2 separate regions of the Homo sapiens genome follow, and region 2 is linked to region 1. The links are chromatin loops, found by intact Hi-C in ENCODE. Cell type or tissue: ascending aorta. All regions are shown on one strand. Links, peaks and the distances in the headings refer to the core of each region. The heading gives the core; the rest is flanking DNA.

The links. Peaks named below come from ENCODE experiments on the same cell type or tissue, not always from the same donor. Only the 100,000 strongest peaks of a DNase experiment are listed, where the experiment ranks them.
Region 2: a loop joins it to region 1, with 4 times the contacts of the local background. A loop is called at or near these places in 3 of 110 quality-filtered maps.

Annotation. Positions count from the first base shown.
Region 1 is chr10:30,727,552-30,743,624 of GRCh38, forward strand. No RefSeq gene overlaps it. Among named protein-coding and RNA genes, the nearest start is that of LINC02644, 12 kb to the left of the region's middle. RefSeq lists enhancers at 9,574-9,623, 10,778-10,867, 10,928-10,997. In ascending aorta, for the core only: no CTCF peak of the experiment used is centred there; a DNase peak (open chromatin) is centred at 9,490; H3K27ac peaks cover 2,628 bases.
Region 2 is chr10:30,813,515-30,829,587 of GRCh38, forward strand. LOC124902405 (a long non-coding RNA gene) reads right to left here and starts at 7,799. Exons shown (of 2, transcript XR_007062104.1): 1 at 7,736-7,799; 2 at 6,691-6,930. RefSeq lists enhancers at 4,222-5,143, 4,539-4,588. In ascending aorta, for the core only: a CTCF peak has its summit at 8,661; DNase peaks (open chromatin) are centred at 5,597 and 6,030; H3K4me3 peaks cover 2,617 bases; H3K27ac peaks cover 4,057 bases.

The DNA.
Region 1 (16,073 bases), core at 4,675-12,674:
ATATAATTTTAAATACCGGTTTTCAGAGATTTTGTACCTGTCAAGGCTATGGGAGAATTACTGAATTAGCATACCAGTTCCTCCCTGATTTTCCAAGGGCCTGAAGAAACCGGCTCCTTTCCCACTCAGCCTGTGACCACAACTGCCCTCCTCCACCCACACCTGGCCTGGGGAGTAACTCAGCCTCAGGGCCTCACTGGCAGTGTCCAGCAAAGGAGAGAGGAAGGAAGGAGAATGGGGAGGAAAGAGCCTCTGAGTGAGGGACAACTCTGAGGAGGTCTGACCAGCCCCCAAGGAGCCCCAGCAGTCATCCCTTGGAGGAAGTGGTCAGAAATGGCCAGGCCCAGGACCCTCTGGACTCTGTCACTGGCTGGGCCTGACCTTGGCACGAAAGGTGTAGTGCAGCAGTCCCCAACCTTTTTGGCACCAGGGATAGGTTTTGTGGAAGACAATTTTTCCATGGATGGGGAGAGGGTCAGGAGTGGTTTCATGAAACTTTCATCTCATATCATCAGGCATTAGATTCTCATAAGCACTGTGCAGCCTAGATCCCTCACGTGCACAGTTCACAATGGGGTTCGTGCTCCTATGAGAATCTAATGCTGTGGCTGATCTGACAGGAGGTGGAGCTGAGGTGGTACTGCTTGCTTGTTGGCCAGCCACTCACCTCCTGCTGTGTGGCCTAGTTCCTAAAAGGCCATGGATCAGTACCAGTCAAGGGCCTGGGAGTTGGGGACCCCTGGTATGGTGATTCCAGAAGGCACTGCACCTAGAAGCTGCTGACTGGACCACACTCCTTGAGACAGGCTCTCGCTTAAAGTTTGCTGAGCAATCCCACTTCCTCAGCTGCCCTGGCCTGTGCCAATGACTTATTTAAATCAGTAAATCGATAATGATGGAGCTGACAGAATAGTAACATTAGTTCTGAAAAAGCCAGGGAAAATATACACATACACAGACGCGTAGATACTTATGTATATAGATGGAGACAGTAGACGGATGATGGAATACAATTTTAAAACAACATTCAAAATTGGTTAATATCCTACAAGGTAATAAAACTGTAACACACACAGTTATGATTTTCTACTCGCCAGAAATCCTTTACACCTCTACTGGACAAAAATCATCTATAGTTTATCAGTTTTCTATAAGTTAACATGGAACTTTAGAGTCTACGCCTGATCAATAGTAAACTGTAAATCAGAAAAGACAATATTCCCTAGAGAGTCAGGTACCTGTAGGCAGGCGTGTTGGATAATGCACAAGTATAGGCATGTAATCATCTTTATGCCTCACTTCCAAGTTGTAAATAATTAACACTTCTCTTGGGTAGTTACATTCTGTCAGGAGAGGGATATAAATAAATAGCCAGTTAAAATATTGTGTGACAAAGGAAAGGCGAGGAATGAGCAGAAGAAAGCAGGAGAAAACAGCACAAAGGTGCTTTTTTTTTTCTTTTTTGAGACACGGTCTTGCTCTGTCACCCAGGTGTGACGAAATTATGGCTTACTGCAGCCTCAAATTCCCAGGCTCAAGTGATCTTCCTGCCTCAGCCTTCTGAGTAGCTGGGACTACAGGCATGCACCACCATTCCAAGCTAATTTTAAAATTATTATTATTATTATTATTATTATTATTATTTTTAAGACAGTCTCACTCTGTTGCCCAGGCTGGAGTGCAGTGGTGCAATCACAGCTCACTGCAGTCTCAACTTCCCAGGCTGAAACTATTCTCCCACTTCAACCTCCCAAGTTCTGGGACCACAGGTATGCACATACCACCATGCCCGAAATTTTTTTTTAAGTTTTTTTGTGTGTTTGTTTGTTTTTAGATATGGGATCTTGCTGTGTTGCCCAGGCTGGTCTCAAACTTCTGGACTCAAGTGATTCTTCCACCTCAGCCTCCCAAAGTGCTGGGATTACAGGTATGAGCCATCATGCCCAGTCTTTTTTTTTTTTTTTTTATTGTAGATACAGAGTCTTGCTATGCTGCCCACGTTGGTCTTGAACTCCTGAGCTCAAGCCATCCTCCCTCCTCAGCCTCTCAAAGCACTGGGATTACAGGCCTGAGCCACTGTGCCTCACAGATCCCAAAGGCTTTTGATGGCCCCTCCATAGAACTGCTAATAATTCCAAACAGCTGAGGGCAGAGACGAACCAGTCTTGAGACTGAAGCAGGCATTGAGACTGGCCAGGACAGTGGATTACATAGTGAACTATTTCTCTTTTGCCATGCTGGGGAATTTGGATTTTTATCCTTAAGGCAATAAGGAGCCATTGAAGTGTCTGAAATTAGAAATAAAATCGATATTTGTGTTGATAAAGATCACTCATGAAGGGTGGAAAATGGATTGGAGGGTACTAAAACTGAAATTAGGCAACAAACACAAAGGTAGCTAATTTAATTTCACTGAACTTTCTGGATCTGTGGTTTGGTATACGTCATTAATATTAGAAGGCCCACTGCCATTATTACTTCAAATATTTGTTCTGCTCCATTCTCTTTCTCTTCTCTTTCTTGTATTCCGACTCTGTGCATGTTACAGCTTTTGTAATTGCCCCACAGTTCTTGGACATTGTATTTTTTGTTGTTTTTTTTATTGTTGTTGTAATATTTCTGTTTGTGAATTTTCTTTCAACATTCTCAGCTCACTGATTCTTTCCTCAGCCATGTTGATTCCACTGATGAACCCATCACAGGCATTCTTCATTTGTTATTATTTTTTTTTAATTTCTAGCATTTCCTTTTTGGTTTTATCTCTCTGTTTTCCATCTCTCTGCTTACATTACCCATGTATTCTTGCATGTTGTCTACTTTTTCCATTAGAGACCTTAACACATTAATCGTAGTTACTTTAAGTGTCCTGCTTGATAATTTTTAACATCTGTGTTATAGCTGAGTCTGGTTTAGATCATTGCTTTCTCTCTTATGACTTCTTTCTTGATTTTGGTGGAACTTGTACGTTTTTGTTGAAAGCTGGACAAGTTGTATTAGGTAATGGGAACTGAGGTAAATAGACCTCTTATGTAAGGATTTATGAGAATCTGGCTAGAAGTTGGTCTTTTTGTTTAGTGTTTTCTGTAAAAACTAAAGGTGCCAGAGCCTTTTAATTCCACCAATGTCCTTGTTTGTGTTTTTTCTCTCCCCTTTTAACCTCAGGATTCCCTACATACTCCTCCTCAAAGAGAGTCTCTGTCTCAAAGCTCTTTCAGCTGTAATTTACTATAATTATATGCAGGCCTGTTGGTGTGGTGGTAATATGTAGGGGAGTGGGAAGAGTTCTATAATCTTCCAATTAAATCTCAGGCTTTTAGTGGGCCTGTGACCCTAGCCTGTGACACCCAAGTGTTTCTTCTTGCATATACCTCCACCCACCTTAGGTAAGGCAGGGAAGCCAGAGGGGTGTGGGGTGAGAGGGTTGTCCTTCCCCCATGGCTTTGGAACAAGGCTCGGGTGAAGCCTTTTCCCCAAAGGGTAGGCCTTTGTTCTGGAGAACGCTCTAGGTATATTTCACAAGAATTACTCTTCCATCCAAGATGCCATCTTGGATCTTCACCATGAGAACTTGGTAGGGTTTCTGGAGGTAAAGCCCAAAAAAGTGTGAGGGGCCCCATCAAGACTGCACTCCCTAGGAGTTTGTCATTCTCACACTACTCCACACTCAGCCTCCAGATTCATTAAGATAATCACTTAAGTGTTTCTACCAGTTTATGAGTCCAGTGGTTTCTGTTCTAGGTCAGTAGATCTTGGCTCTGACTCTGGATTTATCTGTCTTTCAAGATTTCAGGATGGTAGTTTGCCCTGCAAGCTCAGTTCTCCAATGGGTCCTTCCAAAAAGTCATCGATTTTCTGTTTGTTCAGCTCTTTCTTGTAAGGACAAGAGTGATGACTCCCAAGCTCTTTGCATGTTGGAGCTTCAAACAGAGGTCCATAAATAACTTACTTTCAGACAGTGATGAGTGTCAGAGAATGGACTAGGGAGAGGAGGGAGTCATCATCAAGGTCATGGAAGCCTGTCTGGGGAGACACCATGTGGAGGAGACCTGAATCGGGGGAGGGCATAGAGGCAGCAGGATTGGCAAGTGGAAGTTCTTGGAGCTGAAAGAAGGACTGTGGGGCCAGAGCACAGGGGAAAGGATGCAAGAGGGAGAAGAAGGTGAGATTGGGAAAGGGACTTTGGGTGAGCACATGCAGGGCTTTGTTCTAACCGCAAAGGGAAGCCATTAAGCAGGGGAATGATATGTGGTGTAACTTAGGTTTGTGGATGATTCTTCTGGCTGGGGAGTCCATGTGTCCATGTTTGCTCAGGACAGTCCTGGTTTATGTCTTTTGCCTGCTGTCATTATCTTCCATGCCCCTTCCACTTACAAAAGTGTCTTCATTCAGATGACAAATCACAAGGACCCCCTGATCCTGGCCACAGTGAGGAGGAGATGTTAGAGTGGCCATGAGGGAAGCTGGGAGGTCGGTTGGAGGTGAATGTAGTGAAGCGGACAAGCCGTGATGGGGTGGTGGCCTTGGAGCTGGAGGGAACCGATGACCTCAGGACATGTTACAGAGGTGGAACCAGTGGGACTGTGCCTGGCTGACCTGGGGGCCAAGGAAAGAGGAGGTGGGGAGTCAAGCTACCAGGAACGATTCCATCACTCCATCATCTAGTAGTGTCAATTCCATCTCTGTTAACTCAAATCTGTCATTTGGCTTCCATTCTCACATCCATCTCCCTAGTTCAAGCCTCTTCACTGCTCACCTGAAGTTGAGATCCCTCTCTAACCCCATGGGCTTTTGTCATCATCCCCCTCTGAACAGTGGACACAACCTCCGGTTCCACAGCCCACACCAAGGGCAGACCCTGAGCTTGGCAAACACTGCCCTTCAGACCCACCTTCCTCATTCCCACTGGAATGTCTCATGGCTCCTCCAACACCTTCCATCCTTTGGGCTGCCCTAGGCCTTCTGCCTGGGGTCCCCTCCTGCCATCTCCTCGCCCTTTGGGGAGGTTAAGTTGTGCCTCCTCCATGGAGCCCTTCAGCTGTCACATCCCACTCTGAGTGCCCAAGGTCCTCCAATCTCACATCTGCTATGGCCCTTCCTGCATTCCACTTTATAGAACAGTCATCTATTTACTGCCATCCCTCAACTAGTTGGTAAGGTTTTGAGGGAAAGAATGATGTTTTATTCTCTCTTAATCTCGCACTGGGAGCTTGGCCCACCACAGAGTTCAACCCTTTGTGGAGTTGGAGGCTTTTGGCAGAAAAGAAGGTTGCATGCTGGTTTCGCTGGTTTGGCCCTGGCAGGTTTACCCCTTGACTTCACTGTCGTGCAGCCAAGTGGGAAGTTCCTCAGGGGTTCCTCGCCCAGAACCAGGAATGAAGATCACTTCAGGAAGAGTGGCCCAGGCCTGCCCCCAAACTTACCCCTGGCATTCAGGACTGGTGGCGGGGAACCCAGGGACAGGAGTGCTTAGCAGAGTCTGGTGTGGAGGAAACACTCGATAAATTAGCTATTAACAATTAAGTGACTAACAAAGATAGACATCATAGAGGAAACCATAATGGAAGATGTTGATGGACTTCAATCATTTTATTAAGTTTATTAATTTCATCACCTGGAGAGAACCTAATGTCAACACTTGAGTATATTATATAATCTTCATGCATATATTTTCACAGAATTTTGTTCCTTTGCATAAAAATTTCTGTAGCTGACTTTTCTCACTTAACATTATAAGCATTTTCTCTGGTAATTAAGAGATCTTTGTAAACACGCTTTTGATAACTATATGTGTTTTTTGTCTATTATGCCAAACACCACCCTGGGCAGGCTTTTTAAATTATTTATTTTTTTGTTGTTGTTGTTGTTTGAGACAGGATCTTGCTCTGTCACCCAGGATAGAGTGTTCACTGCAGCCTCGACGACTCCTGGGCTCCAGCAATCCTCTCACCTCAGCCTCTTGAGTAGCTGGGACTACAGGTATGCACCACTACACTCAGCTAATTTGCACTCAGATGGTAGAAGGTGGGGTGAACAGGCACTGTTAGTGGGGGTGTCGAAGGCATTGACTCCTCTGAAAAGCAATTAGACAGCATCCGCCATGAGAACTGGAAATGCTTATGTCATTTGCCCCAGTAATTCCACTTCTGGAAAATCTAGATTATGGAAGTTCACAAAATACAGAAAAAGCTCTACTCCCAAAATGTTAATCCCAGCATTGTTTATAATAACAGAAAATTGGAACTAACCAGCTAAGAAAATATTTATGAAAAGTTTGGCATGATATACCACAAAACACATATAGTTATCACAGTTTTTATTTTCCTTTCTTTGTATTCTTTCTACAGTTTCTAAAATGGGAATGTACTACTTTTCTAATTATAAAAATTATGCTATTTTTAAAAAGACATTTGGGGCTGGGCACAGTAGCTGACACCTGTAATCCCAACACTTTGGGAGGCTGAGGGGGGGCTGATCACTTGAGGCCAGGAGTTCGATACCAGCCTAGCCAACATGGTGAAACCCTGTCTCTACTAAAACTACAATAATTAGCCAGGCATCCTAGTGCACACCTATAGTCCCAGCTACTCAGGAGGCTGAGGCATGAGAATTCCTTGGACCTGGGAGGCGGAGGTTGCAGTGAGCCAAGATCGCGCCACTGTACTCCAGCCTAGGCAACAGAGGGAGACTCTGCCTTAAAAAAAAAAAGAAAAAAGAAAAGAAAAGAAAGAAAGAAAAGACATCTGGGGCAAGGCATGGTGGCTCATGCCTGTAATCTCAGCTGTTTGAGAGGCCCAGGTGGGAGAATCATTGAGGCCAGGAGTTCAAGACCAGCCTGGCAACATAGTGAGAACTTCCCTCCATCTCTACAAAAATTAGCCAGGAGTAGTGCTGCATACCTGTGGTCCCAGCTACTCAGGAGGCCAAGGTGGGAGGATCGCTTGAGCCCCAGAGTTCAGGGCAGCAGTGAGTTATAATCATACCACTGCACTCCAGCCTGGGTGACAGAGTGAGACTCTGTCTCAAAAAGAAAAAGTAAGAATCACAATAAAATAAAAGACATTTGATAATCAGTGGGTTTCTATTCCACAGTGTATGAACGTTACATATTTGGTCACTGCTGGGATGTGTGAGCATGATCACATCATTGATTGACTTCTCTGAACCTCAGTGGCCTCACCTGTGAAATGGGGGCACTAACTTTCACCTGTCTGCAGGCATGTAGCCAAATCAGGTGCCATTTGAAAGACTTTTCCAGTCCCGGTGCCTTCAAACGTCTGCTGCGAGGCCATTTTTTCTCAGGGTGTGGAAGGAGCATGATAAGGGTGATTAGGATGGGCTTATTGGAGGAACGAGGAGGGCAGAGACTGCTTTTCCACTTCATGGCACCGAGCGGGTGATAACAGAGGACTGATTCAGCCACAGCAGCTACCCGAGCCCTACCAGGGCTGTGGAGCCAACTCTCTCAGCAGGAGTTTCAGAAAGCAAAGGGGTCGGAGCTCCATCCTTCCTTCCTCGCAGACTGTCACCCTGCCAGCTCTCATTCACCACAGGGCTATGTGATGCTGGCCCTCAAAGCTTCCTTGGCAGAGGGTGCATCTGCAATCCCCTTCCTGTAAAATATTTGAAGTGCAAAGGGCCCTGCAAGCAGAACCCCGCCCTCTTCTCCATTCTCCCTTCAGTGGGTATGAGAGGAAGACGGGCTCTTCTGTTTAGAAAACGCTGTCTGGGACCCAGGAGCTGGAATGGAAATGCTGAGTCCACTTGGAGCCTGGTGTGACAGTGACAGATGTCTCACATGGCAGACACGGAGCTTGGGAGCAAACAGGTGCAGGCACTCGAAGGTGGTCTTCTACATGGGATTAGCAGCACAGGCAAACGAGTAACTTTCAATCATGTGATTCTGCATGGGGCAAATCTTGAACATTCTTAGAAAGCTGCAAGCCAAGAAATCTGCCTAGGCTGGGCATGGTGGCTCATGTCTGTAATCCCAACACTTTGGGAGGACTGAGGTGGGAGAATCGCTCGAACCCAGGAGTTCAAGACCAGCCTGGGCGACATAGCAAGATCCATCTCTATGACAAATTACTTAAAAATTAGCCAAGTGTAGTGGTGCACACCGGTAGTCCCAGCTACTCAGGAGGCTGAGGTGGGAGGGAGGATCGCTTGAGCCCAGGAGGTCAAGGCTGCAGGGAGCTGAGATTGCACCGCTGTACTCTTTCCTGAGTGACAGAGTGAGATCCTGCATATAAATAAATAATAAATAAAGCCGGGTGCGGTGGCTCACCCTGTAATCCCAGCACTTTTGGAGGCCAAGGCAAACAGATCATGAGGTCCGGAGTTCGAGACCAGCCTGGCCGACATAGTGAAACCCTGTCTCTACTAAAAATACAAAAATTAACCAGGCATGGTGGTGCGTGCTTGTAGTCTCAGCTACTTGGGAGGCTGAGGCAGGAGAATTGCTTGAACCCAGGAGGCGGAGGTTGCAGTGAGCTGAGATCACGCCACTGCCCTCTAGCCTAGGCAACAGAGTGAGACTCCATCTCAAATAAATAAATAAATAAATAATAAATTTTAAAATATATACATAAATTTAAAAGACTGCCCAGCCTCAGCCTAGGACCAGCCAGGAGTGCACTGGAAGGGCTATAGGAGCCATCTGCCCGTCCCAGCGACATTCCATGAGACAGGCTGAGCAGGGGTGTGTGGAGTCAGTGGCCTCAGCCAGCTCCACCAGCCACCGTCTGCTGACTATACGGCTTTGGGGAAAGCATCTGATCATCTTAAGCGCTAGTTTCCTCCTTGATAAAATGAGAATCACCGTGGCACCTACTGTGTGGGGCGGCTATGCGGATTAAATGAGATGATATGTGGAGGGCACTTACCCCGGCGTCTGGCACATGGCAAGAGTGCAGTCCATTGCTAACCATGTTTTTTTATTTGTTTTGTCTTGTCTTTTTGTTTTTGTTTGTTTTTGTTTTGAGACGGAGTCTCTCTCTTGTTGCCCAGGCTGGAGCGCAAGGGTACAATCTCAGCTCACCGCAACCTCCGCCTCCCGGGTTCAAGTGATTCTCCTGCCTCAGCCTTCCAAGTAGCTAGGATTACAGGCATGTGCCCCCACGCCCGGCTAATTTTGTAATTTTAGTAGAGATGGGGTTTCTCCATGTTGGTCAGGCTGGTCTCAAACTCCCGGCCTTAGGTGATCCGCCCACCTTGGCTTCCCAAAGTGCTGGGATTACAGGCATGAGCCACCACGCCTGGCAACCGTGTTTGTTATAAAGCTCTTCTTAGAGCCCTGCACTCCTGTGGGCAGTGAGGGGGATACAAAAGGTTAAACCACATCCCTACCTTCAGTGAGCTAGGACTATCCCCAGGAAACAGTTAAACAGTTAAGCAGTGGGTGATTCAATGCAAAAGCAACCGGAGGCAGCACAACTATTTATAATAGCAACGAGCTGGAAGCAACCCCAGTGCCCAGCAATCCTGTAATGACTAAGAAAACCCCAAGACGTTTGCACGGCAGACCACTGCAGAGCCAGTTGAAAACAGGCATGGAGCTGATGTCCATACATGGAAATGTGCCTCAGAAATAAAGGTTTCTAGAAGGAGATCACATAACAACACGTGCACACGATTTCCCAAGATGTGGAAATACATGTAAAGCCTCCCAGAGAGGTCAAAAAAGAACCTGGAGGGATGGAAGGACTTTAAAGTTGGATGCTCATCTGGTGATTGATTTATTTTTCTCCCTGAAAGGTTACCTAAGCACCTAGTATTTTAAAAAGATAATGGTGCAACTAGAAAGTGTTAGGGTTCAGAGAAGAGAGGGAGGTATGGGGTATCCGAGTGCTGAAGAAGGCTTTGCAAAGGTGCCGGTGTCTAAGCAAATATTGAACCACTTGTGGATTTTTTTTTTTTTTTTTTGAGAGGGAATCTTGCTCTGTCACCCAGGCTGGAGTGCAGTGGTGCAATCTGGGCTCACTGCAACCTCTGCCTCCCGGGTTCAAGCAATTCTCCTGCCTCAGCTTCCCAAGTAGCTAAGAGGACAGGCACGCGCCACCACACCCAACTAATTTTTGTATTTTTAGTAGAGACGGGGTTGGCCAGGCTGATCTTGAACTCCTGACCTCAAGTGATCCACCTGCCTTGACCTCCCAAAGTACTGGGATTACAGGCACGAGCCACTGTGCCTGGCCCATTTGTGGATTTGAATAAAAGGGACAGAGTTGTCCCAGTGGGACAGTTTGTGTTCCTCCCCTTCACCAGTCTTTTTTGCTGAAGAAATGAGTTAGGTGCTATTAAAGGCAGCATGAGAAGCAGATGCAGGAAAGAACTGGGCAGCCCATCCTTCTCCTTAGGGCCGAAGGGAGTTGAGGTTAAGTGTTTGTATGTTGGACAGTCGGGCTTGTCTACACCAGCTGGCGGACTTCCTACCAGGCTCTCACCTGGAGGCCTTTCCAGCTATCCTGATTGGCCGTGTCTTTGGGAGAACAGAGGCCCATGTGGTGCTCTCCCGGCTGGAAATTTTGCATCCTTGAAGACCTGTAAGTCTCCACACAGGGTCCCATAGACACCAGGAGGTGAACTAGTGAATCAGAGGAAGTCCCCTGCATCTTGTCTGACCGGTGAAGGCTGCCGACTGTGCCTCAGATCGCCCACACCATGAACGAAATCTCATGGGGATTTCTAGGCTATTGTCTCCCTGGTTTAGTTTATGGGGTAAGTCAACCACTGCTGTGTGGGTCTGGCCGGCCTCCAGCGATCATCAGGTCTTGCGTCTGGTTTCTGTCCCCATCACATGAATATGGATGCACCAAGAAAGGACACAGACATTGGATCCCAACAGACAGACATGGGTTTGAATCCTGACTCTGCCTCTTGACGTCTCTGTGACCTTGAGCAGGTTTTCTAACCTCTAGGGGCTCCAGTAACTCACCTACAACCTGGGGGATCCCATGCCTTCCTACAGGGCTTCAGGATTAGCAAGTGAGTGTGCCAATGTTTGGCTCCAAGCAGACACTCAATGAATGGTGAGAAGCGCCCTTATTCTTGGAATGGAAGCATTCCTACTTCTGTTAGACAGCCGTTGGCCACAGATATAACCATGTGGCATGCATGTGGCCCCTGCCTACTCCACACACTCTCACTAGGCAAGTCCTGAGCCATCCAGATTCAGAACTTTCTGACCAGCCAACGGCTTTGGACAGAGTCTGTGGAAGGTAAGACCCTCTACAGGGACAGGATCAGCTGCTGCAGGCAAGCATGCTGGCCAGAAGCTGCTGCTTCCTAGGGGACGAGAGAGCTACTGCTGAATTTGGCTGCAAATCGCTGCTAGGATTCCCATGGGTGCACCTGCTACCCAGGGAGCACCTCCAGAGTGGACCAGCCACCTGTGCCATAATGAGAAGCATAGGCCAGGCACAGTGGCTCAGGCCTGTAATCCCAGCACTCTGGGAGGCCAAGGTGGGCAAATCACTTGAGCCCAGGATTTCAAGACAACCCTGCGCAACATGGTGAGACCATGTCTCTGTGAAAAATAAGCTAAATTAGCCAGGCGTGGTGGCTCACGCCTGTAATCCCAGCACTTTGGGAGGCTGAGGCGGGTGGATCACCTGAGGTCGGGAGTTCGAGACCAGCCTGACCAACATGGAGAAACCCTGTCTCTACTAAAAACACAAAATTAGCCAGGTGTGGTGGCACGTGCTTGTAATCCCAGCTTCGTGGGAGGCTGAGGCAGGAGAATCGTTGGAACCTGGGAGGCAGACGTTGCAGTGAGCCCAGATCGTGCCACTGCACTCCAACCTGGGCAACAAGAGCGAAACTCTGTCAAAAAAAAAAAAAAAGAAAGAGAAAGAAAGAAAGAAAGAAAGAAAGAAAGAAAGAAAGAAAGAAAGAAAGAAAGAGAAAGAAAGAAAGAAAGAAAAAGAAAAGAAAAATAAGCAAAATTGCAAAATTAGCTGGGTGTGGTGGCACACACCTGTGGTCCCAGATACTTGGGAGGCTGAGGTGGCAGAATCACTTGAGCCTGGGAGGCGGAGGTTAAAGTGAGCTGAGATTGCATCACAGCACTCCAGCCTGGGCAACAGAGCAAGACCCTGTCTCAAAAAAATAATAATATATATATGGTCTTTTTCAGTTCCTGACACAGAACTCTTAAAAGCCTTGGAATTTCCTGAGGGATGGGGGTGAGAGGAGGTGACTTTTGTTCTAATTATGCGACTCTTGCTGGGCCCCTAGATTGTTTCAGGATGGGGGCTAGTCACAGAAAGACCAAATGTTGCTTAGAAACCTGGAACTTTCAGCCCCGCCCTCCAAGCTCTGGGGAGAGGTGAGGAGCTGGAGATTGAGTTAATAACCCATCTTGCGACCAGGCTGGTGGTTCACACCTGTAATCCCAGCACTTTGGGAGGCTGAGGTGGGCAGATCACGAGGTCAAGAGATGGAGACTATCCTGGCCAACATGGTGAAACTCCGTCTCTACTAAAAATACAAAAATTAGCTGGGCATGGTGGCACGTTCCTGTAGTCCCAGCTACTCAGGAGGCTAAGGCAGAAGAATTGCTTGAACCCGGGAGGCGGAGGTTGCAGTGAACCAAGATCGTGCCACTGCACTCCAGCCTGGCGATAGAGCGAGACTCTGTCTCAAAAAAAAAAAAAAAAATCAGTCATGCCTACGTAACAAAACCCCCATAAAAACTCCTAAATGATGGAGTTCAGAGAGCCTCTGGGTTGGTGAACACATTCTTGTGCCAGGAGGCTCTTGCACCCCAACTCCGCAGGAACAGAAGCTGCTTTGCTCAGGACCCTTAAGGACCTCATCCTATGTACCCTCCATCCACCATCATGGGAACCCTCAATTTATAGCCAGTCGTTCAGAAGTACTAGAAGCCCAGGACGTGCAACCCCATCAGGAGCAAGTGCAGTTTTGTGGGACTGAGCCCTAAAACCTGTGGGGTCTGTGCTCACTCCAGATGGTTAGTGTCAGGATTGGATTAAATTTTTTTGAAGTTTTAAGTTCAGGGGTACGTGTGCAGGATGTGCAGGTTTGTTACATGGGTAAATTTGTGTTATGGGGATTGGTTGTACAGATTATTTTATCACCCAGGCATTAAGCCTAGTATCCATTAGTTATTTTTCCTGTTTCTCTCCCTCCTCCCATCCTCCACCCTCCAATAGGCCCCACTGCATGCTCTTCCCTTTTATATGTCCGTGTGTTCTCATCATTAGCTCCCAATTATAAGTGAGAACATGCAGTATTTGGTTTTCTGTTCCTGTATTAGTTTACCACATGCACAAATATGTTCATTGCAGTGCTATTCACAATAGCAAAGACATGGAATCAACCCAAATGCCCATCAATGGTAGACTGGATAAAGAAAATGTGGTACATATACACCATGGAATACTATGCAGCCATAAAAAAGAATGAGATCATGCACTTTGCAGGGACATGTGTGGAGCTGGAGGCCATCATCCTTAGCAAACTAACGCAGGAACTGAGTTAAATTTTTGAACACTCAGTTGGTGTTTAGAGAATCAGATAATTGGTTATTAGTGTTGGAAAATACCCCACCATCTAAACTTCAAAGTGACCAGGAAGTCACTCCCAGGGAGTGAGGGAAACATCTGTGATATTTCCTTTAATCTATTCTTTTCCTTCCTCAACACAATCTCATTAATGAATGGCCTCAGGCAGGGGCAAAAAGTGATCAGGGACATGTCCGAGAACCTTCCTTTGGAGCTATATAGGTCTTCACCTCGTATTAGGAAAGGCCAGGCTATCTTTCCCAACAAGTCAAGCCATTGAGGTCATGTCAGAGGGTCTTAATGAGTCAGAATGCTTGTAAACATTAAAAAAAAATTTAAATCTCTAATTCATCAGTATTGCTAGATCTTTGAAAGGTCCTAGACTGTCAACAGGTGATGCTATTATTTCAGGTTTCCAAAGGACATATGACAGTCAGCCTTCAGTATCTGCAGATTCCACATCTGTGGCTACAATCAACCATGGTTTGAAAATATTCTGGGAAAAAAATGGATGTTTGTGTCATACTGAACATGCACAGGCTTCTTTTTTCTTGTCATTATTCCCTAAACCATATAGTATAGCAACTATCTACAAAGCACTTACATTGTATGAGGTATCATAAGTAATCTAGAGATGATTTAAAGTATACAGAGCATGTGGACAGGTTGTGTGCAAATAGGACACCATTTTATCAGAGACGTGAGCATTTAAGGAATTTGGTACCTGCGGGGGTCCTGGAACCAGCCCCCATGGATACGGAGGGACAATTATACTTTTAATCTTATTTTGCGCACAATCTTTAAGGAGTTTTAGTTCTTGTTCTCCTCCTGCCCGTGATACTTGAGCCTCCCTTGCTGCTTGTCACACTGGACAGCCACCCCATCATCTAGCAGAACCATCCAGAAAAGGAAAACAGGACAGAAAATCAAGGTTCACAGAGACCTGCAAGTCCACCATGGCCATATCTTCTCTTGTCTCCGCCCTGTTCCTGCCCCTCCCTCCACCAAGGTAATTCCCTATTTGACTTCTCCTTAAATGGTCTCAAAGACAAGTGAAGCCCAACTTGTCCAATGGTGGACTTATGATTTCTTCCCAGCCCTCCCGGCCAGCTCCATGTGATTGATCCCTTCTGAGGTCCCAGTGGCATGCATGGCATCAACCTCCATTCTGGAAGTTGCCCAACAAGAAAACTGAAAATCATCCTTATCATTTCCTTTATTCTCATCACTCAAACCAATGCATCTCCAAGCACCAATCATTTTACCTCCTCAAGATCTCATAAGTCTACCCATAGTTCACTGCCTGGTCCACTGCCACCCCCTTAGTCCAGGCTGTGTTCATCTCTTGCTCTGAAAAGGGTGGAAGATTTCCCTTTGGATCTAGTCAGATTCTCTTCTAATCTAATCCCCATACTGCATCTATGATCATCTTTCCAAAATGCATATCTGGTCCTAGCACCTCTGTTTAAAGGCCCCCAGGGGCTCCCCATTGCTCTTTTAAAAACTCCAATTCCGTAAGAAGCCCATAAGGCCCTTATTCAAATGCCCCTGGTTCTCTGTGTTCAACCACACTGGCTCCTTTCAGTTCCTCCCACGCCCTGGCAGCCCTTGCACACAGGCCATCGCACAGGCTCTGTCTTCCATCTAGAATGATCAAATGCCACCACAACTCCCCTTCGTCTAGCCAGCCCCTGCTTTGCCTTGAGATCTCACTCAAACATCACTTAGTGAAAAACCATCTCTGACTGCTCAGTCTGGGCAGTTCCTTTAAGACAAACTCCCCTCTAACTTATTCTTTTCTTTCCTCAGAGCATGCATCCCTGTTTGCAATGACATATTATTAATGTGATTGCTTGACTCATTTCTGTGCTCATTGTTGAGCTCCAGTGCCTAACACAGTGTGTCCTTAACAAATCCTGACTGATGAATGAATGAATAAATGAGTGAGTTAAAATATTGGGTCCTTGATTCCTCTTCTGATATTCTAAGATTTATGGGATCCCAAAATTGGTCAAAGCCACACGTTCCAAATATCCACAGATATATGTTGTCGGAAGCACGGAGTATTTCAAAGCTACAGGTCACCAACAGGAAAGCCATCACGCAAATGTGTGACACTCAGTCATTCTCAGGCACTTGGAGGAGAGGTCACAGATTGGGAGAGGATTCGGGCCTGAAGGCTTTTTGAGCTAATCCAATTCAATTTGGATATCACACCTGTCATTTCAGCATGGCTCCCACATGGCTTTGAAAGAGTGGTAGGGGCATTTGGGGTTATCACAGGATCAGAAAGCGTCCTACTGTCATAGGATCAGAAAGGGTCCTACTGTATTCACTAGGAGGGCCAGGGAACCTAAAAGGGCTTCAGTGTTGGGGCAATCCCATGCAACAATCCCATGCTCTAATGCTAGTTGCACTTTGGTGAGAAATACCAAGAGGAGTTTGGGTGGGGAAGGAGTAACACAATTACTTGTCCCCCTAAGCAACACTCACGATTCTAAGGTATTGAGCATGCTACAGCATGAAATAAGGAAACAGCTGTTTATGAAG
Region 2 (16,073 bases), core at 4,836-12,835, 86 kb after region 1:
GGCTCAAACTCAGGGCCTCTGCTCACAGTCTTGGCTTTACTCTCTGCCTCGTCCCAAACACACCTTGCTTCTTCTCCCACTGTGTCTGTGAAGGGAGAGGGAAGGATTAGATTTTAGAGGCGAGAAGCACTGAGCCAATGACACGACGATCCTGGATTACCCTACTTAGAGGCATAGATGGGTTGGAAGCCTAACATTTTCAGACTAATTTTCAAGAAGCTTCATCCAAGTACTTAGGATGAGCCAATGGCAGAAGAAATATTCAGAAGTAAATCCCCTAGACCTGCTTCTTAAATTTTAATGTACATGCAAATCCCCTAGAAATGGTGTGGGAATGCAGATTCAGATTCAGCAGGTCCGGGTGGGGCTGAGGCTCTGTATGGCTAACCAGGGTGATGCAGAAGTTTCTGGTCTGTGGACCAGACTTTGAGTAGCAGGGCCCTAGACCACAGGTTTCCTGACTAGATTCCTGGGTTTCCTGAAGATGACTCAGGTGCTGGCCTGGGGGGCTGTGCAATGGGGTTTCTGAATCACATCTCTCTTGGAAAAAAGGGTTTATCCTGCTTTGAAAATAAGTTTGAAAGCCACAACCCTAAATATAATACCCCATGCACTTGGAGGTACTTATTTTAATGTGTGGCAAGAAATTTCTGTCCCCAAAGAGAAATTCTTTTATATGCTTTGCTGACTCAGGGGAATCAGTGCCCATATTTGGACAGCTGGCCTTACAGTGACCTCACTGCTACCTAATGGAAAATGTTGAAGGTACTCTACTTAGAAATAATTATATTTACATAGCCTCTGTGTTCTCTCCCCCCAATCCCTCTCTCTCTCTCTGTCTCTCTCTCTCTCATAGATTCTTGCAGAAAAAAAAGAACACTTGCTTCTGGAATTCATCAGTTCCAGCTGTTTACTTCCATTGAGGCCAGAAACTTATTTTTTTTCCCTGTGTTTAAGTTTTTTATGGGAGCGAAGGGTAAGGAAGGCTTCCATGACTACAATCATGAAAAATCGGTCTATTGAGTGAGAGCTCACCACCAGACCAGAGAAAACAAGATATTGGGGCATTGAACGGGAAGGTCCTGAATATAATCCTGTGTTCTCCCTATGTGTTCTGCAAGAAAAGAATTCTGTGATCAAGCGTGTTAGGAAAATGCAGTGTTAAACAAACTTCTCTCCTATAGGATTTCTTAGAGCCTTTTATGAGATAATATGGTTATAACTCCCCCAGAGGCAATAAGTGTCTGCAATGTTTCCCAAACTTCCTTAAATAGAGTCCACTTTCATGGAACATCTTGAGGAACACTAGAAGTCCATGGAATCTGACTTCTGCAAGCAGCTGATCAAACCCCAGCTCTAGAGCACCAGATTCAGACGAGATCAGGCACATTCAGGGTGGAATGACCAAAGACTAGAAGGCCTGATTCAATCCCTAAACCTGGGAAAACACCTTCCTTGTGGGCTGGTTCCCCAAATGATCAGACACCAAGACCTTCCATCTCTGGAATTATAGTTCTAGAAAATTCTAGAAAGTTCTGGAAAGTTTTTGGCTAAGACTTGGACCATCCCTGGGAGTTTGGTGCAGAGGCTGAGCTACAGAGTCACCTCAGTGGCCAAGACTTAGGAATCATCCCACAGTCCTGCAAGTGCACAGTGGGGACTTAGTTTCATTCCCCATGTGTCTCCAGAGTGGCCCACAGGGAGCCGTCTACATACGTGGGTTTGGGTGAATGTGGGGAATCAGCAAGGAGGGGTTGCCCCTGCTAGAGGGTGTGCAGAGCTCCCAGGAGCCCTCTGCTTGTGTGGGAGGAAGAAGAGCTCGTGGGGAAAGGCAATGCATGGATGTCCCATGCAGGCCCAGACTAGGCAAGACCTAGACGTGCATCTAGTCCCCTTTAGCTTCTCTCCTGCCTCAGTCTACCACTTCCCAAACAAGGTAGTGAGGTGGCTGTAAGGACACTCCAGGTCTGACAGTCAAAGCTGCTAGAACAGCATGTCCTAAGTGTGATGCCATCACATTAGAAGTCTAGGTGCACACACTTTTTTTTAATTTTAGTGGTTATGTACTTGTTTTACCATTTATAAGAAAACAAAAGTGAATGGTCCCTCGAGCCTCTGCTTTCACAGATGTTTGTGCTTTGAGGGAGGCTAATGCAGGTGGACCTGGAGCTCCTGGCTGTGTTCAGCTCCAGAATCATGCCCAGATAGGAGCAGAGCTGGCAAAAACTGTGAGCAGGTGTGTTAGTCTGCTTGGCGTGGCTGTCAAGTCATACCTGAGGCTGGGTAATTTAGGCAGAAAAAAGGTTTATTTAGCTCATGGTTCAGCAAAGAGTATAAGAAGCATGGTGCCAGGGCTGGGTGCACTGGCTCACGCCTGTAATCCCAGCACTTTGAGAGGCTGAGGCAAGTGGATCACTTGAGGTCAGGAGCTCAAGACCAGCCTGGCCAACATGGTGAAGCCCTATCACTACTCAAAATACAAAAATTAGCCTGGCGTGGTGGCAGGCACTTGTAATCCCAGCTACTCAGGAGGCTTAGGCAGGAGAATTACTTGAACCCAGGAGGCTGAGATGGTGCCATTGCACTCCAGCCTGGGTGATAGAGTGAGTGAGACCCTACCTCAAAAAAAAAAGCATGGCACCAGCACTTGCTTCTGGTGAGGCCTCAGGAACCTTCTACCACTCATGGCAGAAGGGGAAGGGGGGGAACAGGCATGTCACATGACAGGAGAGGGAGCAAGAGAGATAAAAGAGGAGGTGTCAGTTTCCCTTAAACAACCAGCTCTTATGTGAACTAATAGAGCGAGAACTCACTCATTACCGTGGGAGGGAGGCATCTGCCCCCGTGACCCAAACACCTCCCATCAGGCCCCGCCTCCAACATCAGGGATCACATTTCAACATGAGATTTGGAGGGGACAAACATATAAACTGTATCAGCAGGTAAAGGAGGACTGAAGCTATAGACTCAGGGAAATCCAGAATTCTTGGAAAGTACACCTCCTAATTGCCAGACAGCAGGTCACTGGGGCTGGGAGACAGAGCTGATGGTCCCCCGAAGTGACAGGCCTGCGGACGTGTAAGAAAGTCTAAGGATGAAGAGCAAATAGGCTGTGCGTAGCTCCCTACCCAGCCTTCCCATCTGGCTTCTTTCTCTTTGCATTCCAAGGCCTGGATTTAATTCACTGGATGAGATTATGTTAATACGTCCTGTTCCCAAGTACACCTTTGGCAGAAGCTGTATTTAAACTAAAATGTAAGAGAGAACTCCTTCAGTTAACTCAAAATAGGTCTCCCTTTGACCCCTTAATGCTGCAGTTTGACACAAGACTCTGCATACACAAGTGGTCAGGCTTAAATAATGTAAAACGTTCTATTTTCTGACTATGGCTCCAATCTGGTTTAGGCGAGAGGGCTGTGTACATTTATCACTCTCCTGCAGAGAGTAATAATAGTCCCTGGGACTTGGTGAGGGCTCATTATGTGTCAGGCACTATTCTAAGAACTTGACGTATTAACTCCTTTCACCCTGTGAGCCAGGGACTGTTACTACTCCCATTTTACAGAGAGGCTAAATCATACCCAAGGTCACACAGCCAGCAAGGTGTAGAGCTGGGGTTTCAAGTCTTTAACTCACTACACTGCCTCCTTGGGGAGAAGGTTTAAGACCTGTATCCTTTCTGGTCATATGCTCAGAAAACAAAACAAAACAAAACAAAACAAAAACAAAAAAAACACCAGACGTGTGGATTTTCAGCCAAATATTTTTCAGTATGGATTTATGGATTGAGGTTACCAAAAAGTCTCCTCTAGAGGCCGGGCACGGTGGCTCATGCCTATAATCCCAGCACTTTGGGAGGCCAAGGTGGGTGGATCACGAGTTCAGGAGTTTAAGACCAGCCTGGCCCAGATGGTGAAACCCCGTCTCTACTAAAAAATACAAAAATATTAGCTGGACATGGTGGCGGGTGCCTGTAATCCCTGCTACTTGGAAAACTGAGGCAGAGAATTGCTTGAACCCGGGAGGCGGAGGTTGCAGTGAGCCAAGATTGCGCCATTACACTCTAGCCTGGGCAACAGAGCAAGACTCTGTCTCAAAAATCAAACAAACAAACAAAGTTTCCTCTAGAATAACATGGGAATCTAAACATCTAGAGGACTCTCCAGGTGGCTGGGTTTTAGGTATGTGACCATGGCCCTCAAAAAACGAGACTGAGGCATGTGTCTGTGATCCCCGAGCCCCCCCACTGGGGAGAGGGCCAGGAGAGAGGGAGAAGGGAGCTCAGGAGTTGAGAAATCCCTTCTTCAACCTTCATCCTAGGGTTAGATGCTGGAGAGAGAACCAGTCCAAAGCTCTGTCCCGTGAGCTGCCAGGGAACCCCATGCATGGTACTGGGGTATTGGAGGGAAGCTGGTTCAACTCACTCCTCAAAGTCAACCCAACCACGGTGCAGAGGGACCCATTTTGTGCAGAACTGCAGTACTGTGCAGTTTTGGACCTGTCCTTTGGACCTGAAATCAAGGCAGGCTGTGGAGTCCACTCTGCAAGCTCTCGTGTCTGTTCATTGAGTTACCAGCAGCTTCCTGCCACTGGCCCGTGTAGCCCTTGGTCAACAGGCCATGACTACAGCTACTGGCCTGGAGCCAGTGCTGTCGACAGGAGGAAGTGGGCTGGGGCTTGGCTTCTAAGGCTGTAGGGGCTGATAAGTGGCCAAGCAGGACCCTGCTCATGCAGCCTTGACCCAGAGGCATCCCTGCAGGCTGGCGGGTGGAGGGGCTGACCTCACTGCCCTCGGGCTCGTCTGGCCTCCTCTGGCCTCGCCCTCTCTGGCGGGTCCCCTTCCCTCTGGGTGCTCCAAGTGCTGGTGAATCCAACCTGCTCTCTCCAGCCAACCCCTCTCCTCTCACCTCCTGACATACAACTGTCCACCTGACATGTTCAAACGTCACTGCCCCACCAGGCCTGCTCATCCGGCAAACTCCCCAGCTCAGCTGATGTAGGCACGGCTTTGCTAACCTCAGCTCCAGAGGTGGCGGGGGAGGAGGGTCAGCTAGGGAAGCCCCAGCTGTGACAGAGACACTTTTTCCTCCTCTCTCTAGATCTCAGGAAAGCTCAGAGACCCAGGACCCACCTAGGAAGGTGGCTGTTTTCAAGGAAGAGGGGCAGTTGGTAACTTGCCAGTCACAGACTGGACTGGCGGGGAAAGGTTGGAAACTCCTGAGAGATGGGCAGGTGAGGAGTCCCTTGGCCTCCCCCAGCACAGAACAGACAGCCACCCTGGTGTCCTCTTGTGTCTCTGCAATACAGTGAGCTCCTGAGGGCAGGACCTGCGTGAGTGGAGCTCGGAACCTCGCACAGGGCAGGTGCTCACTAAGGGCTTGCAGGCAAGCTAGGCAATGGCCTCTGGGGACACTCCCTACGACGCCTGCACGTTTTTAGCAATGAGCAAACACTCTGCAGGGGTGTCTGAGTAGAAGCTGTGGGCTCCCCAAATCTTGCCGCGTGGTTGGTTTCTTGGGATCCGCCAGTTCTGTTCGAGGGCAGTCAGCCGCGTCTGCCGCAAGGCTATTCCAGAGTGGCCCCACCGCTCCACCCACTCTGGGTAACTCATGGGCACACCCTGGAAACCAGAAAAACAGTGGAGCTCTGCCTGTCCCCGAAGGAAAGAATTACATTGCCGCAAGCAATTTGGAAAGGAGCAAGGAGCTTGGAAACTCGGAGCAAGCGGAATCATCTCCTACCGCCCCGCTTCTGCTCGGCTCAGGGCGCACGATGAAAAGGCTGAATTTGTCACATTTCCCCACACTCAGTCCCAAACAGGCTATCCCAGTCGTCTCTCCCTCCGGAGGAGACCCCTTCCCCTTCACAGCTCCCTTGCAGCTCTCTTTTTTTCTGCTAGCTTGCAGCTTTAAGGGGTAGGAGTCCGATTCTGAAGCTTGAAGCCTGGGCCACTTTTCCACAGGGTGCTTGGCATTGCCGGGGACCAGAACTGTAACCGCCCGGAGCTGTACGAACCTGCACACAGTCTCTGCCCAGCCGCCCAGAGTCCATCCTGGCCTTTCTCTCCAGTTTCCTCCCTTCATGGTCCCAGGCTTTTTCCCCAAAATGAGAGAAGTCCCCAGCTTGGAATCCCAGAGACCTGCAAAGCCGTAAGGAACGGCTCCATTTTGCATGACGCTAGTTAGCCAGCAGATCACTGGAAAACTCAACTACATTTCAAGCAAGCAAGTTGGAAAGAATGTTGGGCTTCCCTGGGATTTAATATGACAGGTTTCTGGCTCTGTGAATTTAGATAAGATTAACTCTTCATTCTTAAGGAAAGAAAAAAAACCCCAGCTCTCTGCAATATCAGTTTAGGGGGAAAATGTGCTGCTTTGAAAGCATCGAAGGCAGTCCGATTTGCACGTCCCCTCTTTCTGGGGCTGCATACTTTCTGTGTCTGATAATATGTTTGTTATACCTCGTCTCTGCCAGGGACACATACAGTAAATTGTCAGCTCAAACCATGTAATCTTTTAACCATAAGGTTCCAACATCTGTTGACCAGTTGTTGCATGGTTGAATCATTAACATGGCTTCTAATTTTACTCTTTGAATTTAACATAAAACATTTTAATGAGTATATGTAATTCATACTTTCCAACTTCAGAGAGTCCTGAAAGAGAAACCTATGCTTTTATAACCCAAGCCTCTGAAGTAAACAGTTTTATTTTTAAATCTCATTTCCTCCCGTTCCCCTTACACAAATGCATTATAAAACAGACCCATTGGACGTTATCTCCCTTTCCAAAAAAAAAAAAAAAAAATGCATTCAAATATTTGTCTAGGTTTCGGTGAAGAGTCCCCTAAGCTTTGTGCTCATAGGATATGTCAGATGGGCCCATTCTTCATTTGGAGATTAGATAAGGCTGTGAGCCCCCATTCCTCCATCTGTAAAAACAAATTGAAAACTGGCATAAGAAAGACAATCCCTGAGTCATGCTGGGAAAATTCGGTTTTAAAACTTGCTTTCGCTCTCATGCCTGTTTTTACTGAAATGAGATGGATTTAGTCATGGTTTGTTCCTGCCAACTGAGTTCACTTTTCCCATTTCCCCCTTCTCTGGGTATGCCTTCAACCTCCAGCCTCGAAAGTGACTGCGTTTGATTAAATGCAATTTTGGATTGAACTTTTTATTCAGAGACATTCCTCTCTTAATATATTTTGAGGTATTTTTTAGGAACAGACTCTAACAGGCCAGAGTAGAAATGTTCAATCCGATAACGTGTGTGACTGATAAAGCCCTCCCTCTAACAACTCCTTGCTATAGCTGTGTTTATCATTCACTAGCTCCTGGAGAATTTCAGAAGGAATCCCATGTTAGCATCTGCTTCCTCCTGGGGAATCTTCTTTATTTCTATTTTTTATTTTTATAGAGACAGCATTTCACTCTGTTGCCTAGGCTGTAGTGCCGTGGCGTGATCACAGCTCACTGCAGCCTCGAACTCCTGGTCTCAAGTGATTTCCCCACCTCAGCCTCCTGAGTAGCAGAGACTATGGGTGTGCACCACTACATCTGGCTAGTTTTTAAAATTTTTTGTAGAGATGGGGGTCTCATTATATTGCCCAGGCTGGTCTCGAACTCCTGGGCTCAAGTGATCCTCCCATGTCTCAGCCTCCTAAAGCACTGGGTTTACAGATGTGAGCCACCATGCCCAGCCCATGACACTTTCAAAGCAAAAGGCCTGGAACTAACCTTGCTAGTGTGGCTTCTTAACTCCTGTTGGAAGTCTCTCTCCTAAGAGACCTTCGACAGCAATGTCACTAAAGAACGACCGGAGTGAAATGCCTTTTGCTTGTGACAGATTAAAGAAATAGCTTCCTTTTGAGTCTCTCAAGTTCAGGCAAGTTCAGAAGCAAGATCACAACACAGCATTTAGTGTGTGGCCAGAGATAAGGCGACCCCAGTCAAGATAAGGTTCCTCTGTGCATTGGTGGCTTTGTGTTCAGTGCTACCAGTGACTTGGGTACTTTCTGGGAGTGTTACGAGTGACGTGGGTACCTAGGAGTGAAGCAGAAGAAAAGTGCTACCTCCTTGGCTCTTGCCTAGCCAGGAAAGAAAAATGACAAGCAAGTAAATTGTGTGCCTATGGCAGTAAAGTTTTCCTAACAAAAAGCTGAAGAAACTTTTCTAGATATTTTAGGGGGACTAGGGATTTACTGCGAATCTAGAATTATTGGGGGACAGCACTTGTAAAACATAATTTTCGAGCTAGGGGCCAGTGATGGGGCGGGGCTCCAGCAGGGGCTGGGTGATGGAATTGGGGAGGAATTTAGAAATCATCTAGTCCAAGGGCTTTCTTTTGAGATGAGGAAATGGAGTGTGCATGAGAGGTGTCACCCCCAGCAACTTTCCGTGTCAGAAATTCTCTAAAGAAGATTGAGGGAGAGAAGAGAAGAGATGGGTAGCCACAGGGGAAGGAGGAAGAGGGATTCAGAGAGGGGGCCAGGAGAGAGGGGAGCAGGTGAGGAGAGAGGAGGGAGTCAGAGGCGTCGGCTGGGAGGGAAGGAGCCACTCCCGCCCTCTGCAATCCATGGCTGAGCTTCGAGGTGGCGCGGGTTATTTCAGTTCTATCCCCTGAGCTCTTTCCCCTGTCCCTGCCCAGTGGCAGCACAGGCTTCCTCAGGAGGAGTTCTGTCTCCCTCCAGAGGAGCAGGCCTAATGCAGAAGCTAGAGCGGTGCGTGTTTCAACAGAACACAAAAGCAAATCTCTATGGAGATCATGCATGCACAATGACACAGCCCATAAACTGCTCCAGTGCCCTCCCTGCTGAAGGTATAAAGCCCCATCCTTGGAACAATTCACGTTTTTAAATAAACCCATGTTGGGTGCCACTGTGGCCATCTGCTGCGGCCTCTGTGCCATCCTCCCTGCTCTGCGGGACTCCTTAGCCACCCTCTGGTCCTGCTGGCCTCTCAGGGCTGGCCAGTGTGGGTGCAGGGCTTCTCAGGGGCAGGAGGAGCAAACAGTGGGGGCAGAAGGGGCCGCGGCGCTCATCACACTAGGAGGGTCCTGGGATGAGCCCGCGGCATCCATACCAAGCCAGAGAATGGTGTCCCCCTCACTCTGAACACCCATCGCCCCTTCTGAATCCCTCCAAGGGTGGCATTGACAACAGGGTGACAGATGGGTACTGGAAGGAAAGAGAACACAAAGGAAAAAGATGATCTCTCCACCCAGATGACCACAGGCACCTCAACCTCATCATGTCACAGGCACTCTCGTCAGCCTTCTCTTCGCCCAGTAGCCTCTAGGATTGCTGGTCTTTGTTAATGGTGTCACTATCAGCATGGCTGGACGTGGGGAAGTGGGCCCCCTTTCCTTCCTCTCCTTAATTCCTGAAATCCAGCTGTCCCCAGGCCCTGCTGCATCCACCTTCAACCCTTCCCACCTGTGTGTCCTTCTTGGTGTGCATGGCCCACACCCAGGAATTGTCAATCGACAATGTGTCTAATTCACCTCCCAGTTTAGGCCTCTGTCATTTCTGGCTTGGACTAAAGTAGCTGCCTCCTAAAAGCTTTCCTTGCCTTTGATGATCCAACCTTAACATTGTCAAGGGCAAACAAACAAACAAATTAATACATTTTGAGGTCAAAATATATTTTGGACCTGGAAAACTTTAGAAATCACAGCAGCGCAGGCCAAGTAGATCCAAGTCTCTGAAGTGGAAGCAGGCGCGGGGTTTTGAAAGCTCCCTCAGAGATCCCTGTGTGCGGCAAGGCTGAGGACCTGTGCTTGGAGCTGTCAGCACAGCCTGCCTGCTGTCCCAGCCCCCAGGACCTCACGTACTTAGCTGCTGCTGACAAAAAAAAGCAAAAAAGCAAAACAAAACTAACTAAACTAAACAAAAAAACCCAACCAAACAAACCAGGCTTATGCCCGTTGTCTCAACTATTTAGGAGGCTGAGGTAGGAGCATGGTTTGAGCCCAAGAGTTGGAGGCTTCAGTGAGCTGTGATCATGCAATTGCACTTCAGCCTGGGCTACACAGCAAGACCCTGTCTCTAAGATAATAATAATAAAATAATAATAATAATAATAATAATAATAATAATAATAATAATAAAACAAATTAACAAAACACCAAACAAATCCTGACATTCTACTTAAAAAAAAAAATCCCCCATGCTCTCCATGACCCCAAGGATAAGGTGGGACCCAGCTCAGCCTGTCTCCCCTGCACACACACCCAGAGCCCCCACAGCTCGTGTCATCAGCATGGTCCACCTCTGTGCCATCACCTGTGCTGCTGACTCTGTGCACAGGCCTCCAGGTCCCCCTTGAATGCCACCTCCTCTGGGAGTCCCTCCCCAAGTCTCCAGGGCAGAGTTAATCCATCTTTCCTCTGTTCTCCCACACACCTTATTCAAATGCCTGAGAGCCCTGTTTCACCCTGGCCTTTCCCTTTCTGGCTGCAAAGTCCTTGCCTGGTGCATGGAAAGGATGAAGGGCGGAGCTTGAGTGAGGGACTGGAGGACCAGATGGAGAATGCCAAGCCCCCTTTGAACTTGAGATCTCATTTCTACAGACCAGTCAACTCCGCCCAAGGCAGTGCTAATGAACTCTGGCCACACCCCAGAACTACCTGGAAAACTTCAAAAATCACAGCAGCACAGGCCAAGTAGATCCAAGTCTCTGAGGTGGGACCAGGCTCAGGGTTTTGAAAGCTCCCCCAGAGCTCCCCGTGTGCAGCAAGGCTGAGGGCCTGTGCTTGGAGCTGTCAGCAGAGCCTGCCTGCTAACCCAGCCCCCAGGACCTCATGTACGTAGCTGCTGCTGACATGGGCGTTTAATTTCATTGATTGATTTACATTTATTTCAATAGCTTTTGGGGTACAGGTGGGTTTTGGTTACATGGATGAATTGTACAGTGGTGAAGTCTGAGATTTTAGTGCAGCTATCACCTGAATAGTGTACATCATACCCAGTATGTAGTTTTTTATCCCTCCCCTCCATCTCCTCCTTCTTCTGAGTCTCCAATGTTCATTATGTCACTGTATGCCCCTGTGTACCCATCGCTTAGTTCCCACTTACAAGTGAGAATATGCGGCATTTGGTTTTCCATTCCTGAGTTACTTCACTTAGAATAATGGCCTCCAGCTCCATCTAAGTTGCTGCAAAAGACATTACTTCATTCATTTTAATGGCTGAGTAGTATTCCATGGTGTATATACACCACATTTTCCTTATCCACCATTGGCCATTGAGCACTTAGGTGGGTTCCATAACTTTACAATGGTAAATTGTGCTGTGGGTGCTTTTGACCAGGGATCGATGGTGAACGTGCACTGCACGTTTGTGTGCATTTGTGTCTTTATGTGTGAAGGAGTGGTGTGGGACGAGGAATGGGGACCGCACCTGCAGTTAGGAAACCTGCATTCTAGACCTGGCTGTGTGAACAAGGGCAGGAAAGATGAACTCCTCTTGCAGGAAATCTGTGTTAGATCCAAGAAGGCAGGAGGACACGTAGGGGACTGTGCTATTGGAAAGGAGCTCTGATTTTGTCTGTTTGGCATGTCTTCCTTGAGGGGGCCTGAGCCCACTCTCCATAGTGTGTATGTTCCCATTGGCTTCGGGTGGGGCTTTCTTTGTTCTAGTGAACAAAGTTCGAGTGAACCCAGGGTGGGCCTGTGAACTAGACTTGGACAAGAACGGGCACACCACCTAAACCCATGATCACCACCCCCCATGTCCTCCCTAGGACTTTGCTGGCCACTGGGGATGCCATCTCCCCTTCTGTGCAGTTGTGAGATATAGGACATGTTTGGGGCCACCAGCATCCATCCCATCTCTGCATGCAGGGTCTGCTTGGAGAATAGACCCAACACAGCCCAAACTTTGTCCCAAAGACATTTGGAACAAGAGATGGGACCTTGATAACGTCGTTTGAGTCTCTAGAGGCAGTTGCCTGAACATTTTGGGTGGGGTAGACCAACCTCTTGCCCACCCCCACATTATTTTTGGCTTGAGGTGGGCTGAATTGGTTTGTTGTCACTGACAACCTGTGTGGACTGATACACTGATACTTCTTAAGAAGCTCATAGCAAGAGATCCCTTTATTTCTAGCCATGGGCAAATGATGACAATCCCTTAAAAGATGCCAAAACAGGCCACTGGGAAGGAGAGTTGAGATAAACAACTGTACATTACATCAGCCAGTGCAGGATGAGACAGAATCTGGAGTTAGGATCAGTGAGCAGATGGAAAAGCTGGAAAGGAGGGATGGTGTCTAACTGGAGTGAGGAATGATGGAGTGGAGACAATATGGCAGCATTGAAAGAGGCAATATGGTGGCATTGAAAGAGGCAATATGGCAGCATTGAAAGAGGTAGCAAAGAGATACTTTATTCTGACTTTTTAAATCGTGCATTACTTGTGGCTCCTGGGTTGATGGTTTAGGTCTGGGGATGATTATAAGAGATAATTTTCCTTTTCTAAATATCTGCTGGTGACCCCTTTTCTCTCCTCTCCCGTTCTGCCACTTTAATCTCAGGTATCACATAAAGCCTTATCTTCTGGTTAACAAGCACTTTCTGAGCACCTCCTCTGTACCAACCTCAAAACCAGGCCATCAAAGTGCAAAAGATGCATTTTCCCAAGGAGCTCATTGTCTTGCAGAAGAGATCAATACACAAATGGCAACCATGACAAAGGACCCTAACTAAGCACAAGTCGATGTTTAAATAAATACACAAGCCAGTGTGGTGACTCATGTCTGTAATCCCAGCACTTTGGGAGGCCGAGGCAGGTGGATCACCTGAGGTGAGGAGGTTGAGACCAGCCTGGCCAATATGGTGAAACCCCATCTCTACTAAAAATACAAAAATTAGCCTGGCATGGTGGTGCACACCTGTAATCCCAGCAACTCGGGAGGCTGAGGCAGGAGAATCACTTGAACCCAGGAGGCGGAGGTTGCAGTGAGCCAAGATCACGCCACTGCACTCCAGCCCGGACAACAAGAGCAAAACTCTGTCTCAAAAATAAATAAATACACAGAGACACACAGAAAACTTACTTCAAAGTGTAGTCATCAAAAATGCAAATTGCACTACTCTAGAAAATTACTCAGGAAAGCTCAGCATTGTGCAGAACCAGCAGGAAGAGGCCATTTCCCAGCTCCGTGATGCAAACAAGGAGCTTTTCCTATGCTGTAGTGCATCAGCATAGGTTCATTGAGATTGCAACTGGAAGCTGGTAGGTCACTTTGCAAACACCTGCCTCCCCTTCTCACTCCTCACACCAGGTCACGGCAGGGTGCAAGCCCCTGCAGAGAGATGGATGAACGGATGATGACCTGGGACAGACATGCAGGCCAGTCTAGAGTTGTGTGTCTGTGATGTTGAGTAACCTCAGGTCAGGTGGCAGTGGGAGAAGGCAAGGAGGGCATGTCCCCAGGTGGCAAGAACACAGTGGGAGAGGCCTCTCAAACCCTGGTCAGGCTTTCCATCCCAAGATCCCCTCCCTGGGCCCCCGCCTGCTTGGAGACTTAGACTTTGGAAACAGCTGCAGACCGCAAGTATGTGGCATCAAGAGAGGGCGTTTTTGTTGGGGAGGCTTCAGTGTAATAATGGGCATATCTGTATGATGGGCTCTTGGGTTTGACTCTAGTAACAACTATGTAACCTCTCAGTGCCTCAGTTTCCTCATCTGTAAAGTGAACATAATAATAATACCTACCTCCTTATAACTCCAAGAGACATAATGAGATTAAAGGAGTTGCCATATGCAAAAAGCTTAGTCCCGTGCTTAGCACATGTGAAGCGCTAACCAAGTTCTCTATAATGACCTCCTGGGCGCTCTTGGACCGTGCAGAGTAATGACCACCCTCTTCTATTTTTGTTGTTGTTGTTGTTGTTTGTTTTTGAGACAGAGCCTTGCTATGTTACCCATGCTGCAGTGGCTCAATCATAGCTCACTGCAGCCTGAAACTCCTAGGCTCAAGTGATCCTCCTACCTCAGCCTCCCTAGTAGCTGCAACTATGGGTGCATGGCACCACACCCGGCTAGTTTTTTATTTTTTTGTAGAGATAGGCTCATGCTATGTTACTCAGGCTGGTCTCAAACTCCTGACTTCAAGCGATCTCCCACCTTAGCCTCCCAAAGTGCTGAGATTACAGGTGTGATCCATGTCCAGCCACCTTCCTCTAGTATGAAGGGTGCGATGTGGCCATCCATTGTGAGCAAGAGTAGTCACTACATGTGCATTTGTGATGGCCACTCTGGACACTGGCCAAAGTGGGTGATTCCCTTCATGTTTGTAAAAAAGCACTGAAATACCAACACCAAATGGTTAAACAAACCCAGATTGTTGTTGGGGATTTTGACGGAGAAAGGATTAACTCACTTTCAAGAGCCTTGGCTTCATACCAACATTATTTACTCAGCTGAGAACTGCCTTTCAACACTAGCCAGTGAGGAAGCCAGGCTGAGCGCTGGGGAGGCACCAGGGGAGGAGAGGGGGCCGACATGGATGCAATGCACAGCCATAGTGAGGTTCTCGGAGGGGTCTCTTACTCGGCCAGCCCTCTAACTGGGGTATGAGAGATGGGGGGCTTCACTTGTGTTCTGTAAGAAAGAACCACCTCATCAGGCACATAATCAGCAACCGATGTCGCCCTTGGGCAGCAGAGGCTTCCACCTGCTTACTTTTTCCAAATAGTTAATAGTGATTATTATGATTTAAATACTTCTCTTGCATCCCCAACAACTGAAGTGCAAATGTGTTAAGAAATGTTCTGGTGCCAGATCCCTGAGTTTCCAGAGGCTGAATGTGCTTCTTTTCATATTTGAAGCCAAAACATACAGAACCGGACGATTCTTTCTGCAAACTTGATAACGTGCCTGCCGTGGATGGACTTGCCCACGGTGTGTCTCCGTGAGCCTAGTCCAAGGACAGTTGTCACGGTACAGGCTCTACCACCTATACATCAGTGACCCTGCAGATGTGATGGCCTGCAGGGAGCCTCCACGGTGCAACCTCGATGGTGCTAAAGTGACAGGGGTGTGGTTGCATCAAGCATTCAGTCCAGTTCATTATTCATCAAACTGTTAGTTAGTGGAGCTCACGTTGGGCATTTCCTCTCAGCTCTTAAGAAGAGATAGTAAAATGTGAAGCTTTAATTTTTAGGAAAGATAGAGGAGCCCCATAAAAACACAAAATACCCTAGGATTATTGCCAGGGTTCACTGAGTACTGACTGTGGCCTTGAATGGTGTTAAGAGCTGGAAATCCAAAGCTGAAACAGCCTTCGTTCCTTGCCTTCAAGGAACTTGTAGTCTGTGGCATTAATAATTTCAGCCAGAATGAGGAGTGCTGGAAGGAGATAAAAAGGCATAACAAGTGCTGGGTGCCTGCCAAGGGCTGTTTCTCTTATCTCCCCCCACAACAAACTCTGACTAGTGCAGCCTCACCCCAGCCTACGTGAAAAAATGGAGGTGTGTGAAGCAGAATCACCCCCAGTTCACACGGATAGTAAGTGGCAGAGCCAGAATGCAAATCCAGATCCGTCTGTCTCCTGGGCTAGTCAGCCTTGCACAGGAGTCAGGGTTCCCAGAGCAAGGGGAGACGGACTCCCTATCTAGGGAAGCTGGGGAAAGCCACAAAGAGAGGGTGATGGTTGAACTGCAACATGAACTGACTCCCTGTCTCCAGATTCCTTTCCACTCATTTCCCATCTCCTGATGTCATAGGGGTCACCCCTGGAGAAGGCACTGGAGCACACGCCAATGGCCTGGCCTTGGATACTGAGGGATGCTGCTAGACAGGTGAGGTGCAAGAGATGCTCCTTGAAAGATCCATCCCTTCAGCCCAGAAAGAAAGGAAAGGCCATGAAACCTGGGCCCAATCCCTGGAGGAGGAGGTTGGTGGCTGGTAGCTGGGCTGCTAGGCAGGGGAGATGAGGAGGGGCGACCCTCGTTGCCATGACTGCATTTCTGGGCACAGCAGATGTGTCAATCCAGTGATTCTGAAAATGATCAACAATGTGTGCAAAGGGATAAGGGCTTTCTTGCAGCTCTGACAAATGATCCTTGAGG